Regions from separate parts of the Homo sapiens genome. Here region 1 is linked to region 2. A link is a contact called in ENCODE Hi-C data. All regions are on one chromosome and are shown on one strand. The core of a region is the stretch at or near the end of the contact, and the rest is flanking DNA. Distances in the headings are between cores, read along the strand shown.

What was found. Hi-C counts contacts between places; a loop is a spot of excess contacts on that map. Pooled maps may share reads with other maps.
Region 1: a pooled map shows a loop between it and region 2 (4-fold over the local background). The contact joins two enhancer-like sites. A Hi-C loop is called at or near these places in 2 of 37 single-sample maps with no recorded cell type and 4 of 50 pooled maps.

Annotation. Positions count from the first base shown.
Region 1 is chr3:188,445,405-188,448,307 of GRCh38, forward strand. The region is part of intron 4 of LPP (LIM domain containing preferred translocation partner in lipoma); the gene reads left to right. Among named protein-coding and RNA genes, the nearest start is that of LPP-AS1, 120 kb to the right of the region's middle. Within about 2 kb of position 1,312, at least 2 of the 41 ENCODE cell types and tissues checked have a DNase peak (open chromatin) inside an H3K27ac peak, as active enhancers do.
Region 2 is chr3:187,772,671-187,775,604 of GRCh38, forward strand. No RefSeq gene overlaps it. Among named protein-coding and RNA genes, the nearest start is that of BCL6, 29 kb to the left of the region's middle. Within about 2 kb of position 1,286, at least 4 of the 41 ENCODE cell types and tissues checked have a DNase peak (open chromatin) inside an H3K27ac peak, as active enhancers do.

The DNA.
Region 1 (2,903 bases), core at 62-2,561, 670 kb after region 2:
CGTATGTTCTCACTCATAATTGGGAGTTGAAGAATGAGAACACATGGACACAGGGAGGGTAACATCACACACCGGGGCCTGTTGGGCAGTGGGAGACTAGGGAGGGATAGCATTAGGAGAAATACCTAATGTAGATGACAGGTTGACGGATGCAGCAAACCACCGTGGCATATGTATACCTATGTAACAAACCTGCACGTTCTGCACATGTATCCCAGAACTTAAAGTATAATTTAAAAAAAAAAAGTAAAAAAGACATTGATTCATTCATTCATTTATTCAGGCAATGTTTGGAACTCATGATGTGCCAGGCACTGTTTTAGGACCAGGAATAAGCAATGACCAAAGTATTTGCTCTCCTGATAGATTATAAACAAATAAATATATAATAGCTCAAGCTGTGAAAGTCACAGGCACACAGAGACACACACATCTCCAACATATGCAGCAAGGTAATGAGATAAAGAATTCCTGGCCATTTTTTGTGATACAGGATAGATGTAATGGTTTCCTATCAGTTTTATCATTTTTAAGGTCTCTCTTCTTAGAATAAATTATTTTATTTGTTTCTTCCGTATGCCATTTAACAGGGAGGGGAAGTTTTCTGCCAGTTTTGCACCCACTGTTTTTCTTTTTCAGTAAGAGCCTTCTCATAGTCTGCTTGAAGGCAGCGGTCTTGCCACATGTGTTCTATGCATAATAATTTCAGGAGAGTCTTGTCCACAATGCTTGGTTGATTACGGCTTGTGGGACACCACTTAAATGACTAGAAACAGCTCTCTTTAATAAACACACTGGTGTTGTCCATCATTTTAAGTGAGCATGAGAGCCCAGCTTCATTTTGCCACTCCAATCTCACACGGCCTAGAAGAACTAGTGAAAGTAGCAGGTGGTGTTTGACTTTCAGTTTTTCTGAAATGTGTCTCTTTCTGCCACTCTCCAGACGCCGTGCCAGTCAGGCCCTCAAGGTCAAAACATCATGAAATTGACCATAGATTATCTCAGCCTTTTCTTTTTAAAAGTGTCATTGTAACCTGTTGGTTACTGTGTATGTCATTTAACTTCTCTGTCTTTAGTTTCTGAAGTAACTGGTTTTACATTGCCATCAAAAGGCTTCTGTGGGTTTTTATTTTTCTTTGTTTTTATTTGTTTGTAAACAATCTCCTTTTCTAAACTCATTTCCCCAAATTTCCTTAATTTTTCACGGACTGATGAAAATGTTTTGCTGCTTCCAGAGCTTGTCAGCTTCTCTTTGTGGCATTGCTTTCATTGTTGTTCTCCAAGTTCCCACTCAGCTCCTGCTTTCTTCAAAAAACCCTTTGGTTTCTAACATCTATGTTTTCAACATGGCAATGGAGTGAGTTGCCCAGGGAATGATTGGACCGTGATTGTTTTCATGGCTTTCTTTTGCCTTTTCTCCATGTCCTTTTTAGCTCTAAGCCTCATTTGTAAGCTTTCTAGAAATGTGGATTCTATTATAGAACTTCTGTTTTTCTCATTTTTGTAGTTGCTTTCTCAAGAGCAGGTGCTGGTGACCACAGGACGAGTGAGAGACGAGATGGTGTCTCTCCTTTAGCAGTTGGCTTAATTAAGGAGGTTTTTTGAAGTGTATGGGCTTCAAAAAGTCTGACATGTGATTTGTGGCCTGTGTGGTCTAACTCTGATTCCTTTGGATACAGAACCTTAGAAAGCCTTGAGAAAAACCTCAGAGATCATCTATGCAATCAATTCTGGCTTTACCTGGAGGGAGTTTTATAAAACACAAATGCCAGGGCTTCAACTTGAGAGACTCTGATTTCATTGTTTTGCAGTGGGTCTGCACATCAGTAGTTTATAGAAATTTCCCACATGATTTTGTGAAACCAGGGTTGAGAATCACTTGATTTTACAGGGCATATATAAGGTCCAAAGCAAAAGTGACTCTTGGCTGGGCGTGGTGGCTCACGCCTGTAATCCCAGCACTTTGGGAGGCCGAGGTGGGAGGATCATGAGGTCAGGAGATCGAGACCAGCCTGCCCAACATGGTGAAACCCCGTCTCTACTAAAAATACAAAAATTAGTCAGGCATGGTGGCAGGTGCCTGTAATCCCAACTACTCAAGAAGCTGAGGCAGGAGAATTACTTGAATCCAGGAGGCAGAGGTTGCAGTGAGCAGAGATTACACCATAGCAGTCCAGCCTGGGCGACAGAGTGAGACTGCCTCAAAAAAAAAAAAAAAAAAAAAAAATTAACCTGTCATGGTGGCATGTAATCCCAGCTACTCCAGAGGCTGATGCAGGAGAATCACTTAAAACCCGGGAAGTGGAGGTTGCAGTGAGCCGAGATCGCGCCATTGCACTCCAGCCTGGGCGACACAGCAAGACTCCATCTTAGAAGAAAAAAAAAAGGTGACTCTCCGGGATTCTATAGCAGTATGGCCATAGAGTAGGGACAAGAACATATGCCTCCTCATTTACCATCAGTGCTATTTCTATTTTGTTTACTACCATTTACTCTCATTTGATTGTGTCAAATTATCTACTGTTGTACTGGGGGGCCAGAGTGGATTCCCAAGCCTCAACCACATAGAAGAGTAGATTGGAGGTTGTTTTCAAACTATTCAACATTATCAGTGGGTTGAATTTGTAAGCTATCAACTCAAAATATAAAGATAATTTTTATAACAGGGTCTATATTGGATTGTAAAAAGAGGGTCATAGGATTTGGATCTTTAGGGCTCTGTAATTCAAAATTTGGGATGTTCATTAGGACTATTTGTGTTATGTTGTAAAACAATTGTACTTGTTGGCAGACGTCTTGGGTTCAAGTTATGATTTTGCATTTAGGAGGTTTGGGAACGTGGACAAACTCCCTTTTGAGTTTTCCTTCACCCCGTCTTTGTAATGGAGATAATATTCTCATTT
Region 2 (2,934 bases), core at 36-2,535:
CATAGCTGGCCACTCAGCTAAGACAAGTAATGGGCTGAGAAAAATCAAATAAAAGTGTGTGGTTTTGATATATGCATTTTATTACTGGCATTAGTCAAGTAATCATGGGCCAGTGAATTTTCAAAGCAGCCTTTTAATACTCAAGCACAGTGCAGAGTAAGAAGGATGAGAATATGACCTTTTCAAAGCCCCATTTTTCTTAGGCCTTTTAGTAACTCCATGGCCCCAACTCTGGAATCTGAAGACTTAATCTTAAAAGATTATGTGGGAAGAGGCAGCAAGGTGTAGATAAAAACATGCTGAGCCTAAAGTCGAAAAACTGGAGACTATATTTTGATGGTAAATATCAGATGTATGACCCTGGCAAGGCATTTGACTTTCTGGCCCTGGTTTCCTCCATGAAAAACTGGGATAATATTCATATTTGTCATTTGTAACTACTACTGTGTTGTTCAAAGATAAACAGAAAGGGTATAAGATATTCGAATATTATTATTTTCATTAATTATAATTATAGTATTAGTGCTCAATTGCATTAGGCTTCTCCTTAAAACAAAATTGCTTGTATGTCTGAATGGATCAGGAAAAGAAGATGGGAGGGGCAAAAAAAGGAAAGTCACTCTTTTCCTGGAAAGCGTTGTTGTTTAATTCTTTTCTTGGAGTAAAAAATCCCAGCCACGCCGTAGGGAACAGAACATAGGCTTCTCTTTGATGTCACCCCTCACCCAATAGTATCACTTCCCTTTTTTCACCAACCGCTTCAAAGATCTTACGTCTGGGCTTCTGTAGTGACCACGCCAAACATTTAAATCCCCCACTTAAACAAGTACCAGAGACGAAACAACCAAAAGAAAGACAAAGCAAGAGGAGAGAGGGTAGAAAGAGAACAATACAATCGTGTTCTTTGAAAGGATGATGGTTAATAAGACTTACTTTAGTTTAGAGCCAAATAGTTTTCTTCCAACAGAGACGGTCATAGCAAACCCAGACAGGAGCGGGCAGGAGCAGAGACGTGAGCCCTGCTCTCTAACTAGTGGTATTATCACCCATTTGTGGCTCCTGAGAGAGAACAGCGGGGCAAGCCAGGCCTTAGCACTGTGCCTTGCATTAATTAACAAGCACGGACCTGGCCTTTCAGGTACACCAGGGATGGGCCTCTCTCCCTCGTCTTAGGTTCTGCCGGAAGCCAGGGTGAGTCCTGTACAGATTCTGAACCCTTCTTTATGTGCACAGACCCAACTCTCACGCCTACCGATGTTGGTCTGTGCTACTCCTTCATCCAGGCAGCAAATCAGCACGGACCCAGGGTAAGTCATAGAAATCAGGAAAATGAGGTAGTTACAGAGCCTGCTAAGGAGCCCAAGAAGTGAGAGTTAGGGCAGAAAGCCTCTTCAGTCACTCCTTCACCAGGCCATTCTTTTATTCCTGAGTCACCCTCCACACCCCAGCGTTCAAACTGAGACCCATCACTCTTACCAGGTATGGACAGATGCTGCAAATGCTGCCTTTTGTACGACTATGGCAATTTGACACGATGTTCTTCCTGTTGTGTTTGAAATCTCCCCATGCACTTCCTTTCAAGTGGTTATTTCTTAGCTGGATCGAGGAAAGACCAGCCTTGCATAAGACAAAGCCAGTGATCATTAGCCAGCATGGAGCCGTGAGCAGTGCATGCGTAGTTATACTAATTGGTTGATTGATGCAGGTTCTGTTGGAAAATACTGCATTTTAAGGAAGTGCAACCTTTTAACTTCTGACATGGAGTAGGCAGCATGCCAAGAGAAGGACTGGACTAGTCATAGAACAATCCGTTGAGCCGTGGGCACTGAATTGAGCACAAAATAAGCAGGGTTCACAGATTCGCAGAGGACCCAAGGAGAAGAGAGCCAGCAGGTAATTGTCAGGTACCACAGCAAATACCAGTAAGGTGATCTTGGCCCCTCCTGTTTGCCAGGTCCAGGTTTGGGCATGTCAGTTACCTCTATTACACATTTTTTTCCCCAGTGCTGCCATCTATATTTAATTAAATTGCATTATGCAGAACCCCATGGCTCAGAATCCTGGAATATTAGTGTCTTTAGTATTAAAAGACTCAATTAGCCCATGTGCACAGCGGGCTTCTCTCTCTTCCCCAAAAGGGTAGGACAACTTGTTGTTTTTGTTGTTTTTTAATATATCCAAAAATAAAACTCATTACTCACATTCCCAGAGTGGGCCTGGTAAGAGTAAATGGAACCAAAGAATCATAAAATTTTTGGATTACTCCATATCTGAATCTCCAACATATAATGCCCCTACCAAAGTGTCTATCCAGATTTTTCTTAGGTATCTCAGGGCAAGGAACTCTCCACCTTCCAAGGTGGCTCATACCATGGTTGATCACATTTAGAAGTTGAAGAGTTTAAATTTGGACTTATTTATTTGTTCAATTATAGGAAGAAATTTACCACAGCAAATTAGCACTTACCAATGATATCTGGGGGCTATGGGCATGGCTACTGACCTCAATGGATGCAAATAGGATCTATGACCACAGAATATACCCCCACTCTCAACTTATATGTAAGTCTTTGGTCAGCAAAATGGATAGACAAAATTATATGCCGCACACAGTACACATCTATTGACAGGACTAGAGGAATATTTATAAATCATAGATTTAGGTATTGATGATAAAGGCTTATATGGGAATCTTCCCTTGGTCACAGAGAAGGGAGCTAGATCTGGTCTACTTTGATTTTGGCTTCTAGGGGATCATGTGAAAACCAGGTCAATATCACATTCTTGGAAATGAGATGGACAGTTATTATGTCCTAGCTCCTTAGTCATTTTTACAGGTTTTTCCTCTTCTCTTTTGTCTTGAACCCATGCCCTAGGTCAGAAAATCATAGAATTAAATTCCTAATACAGTTTTGGAACTGAAATTTTCCCAGA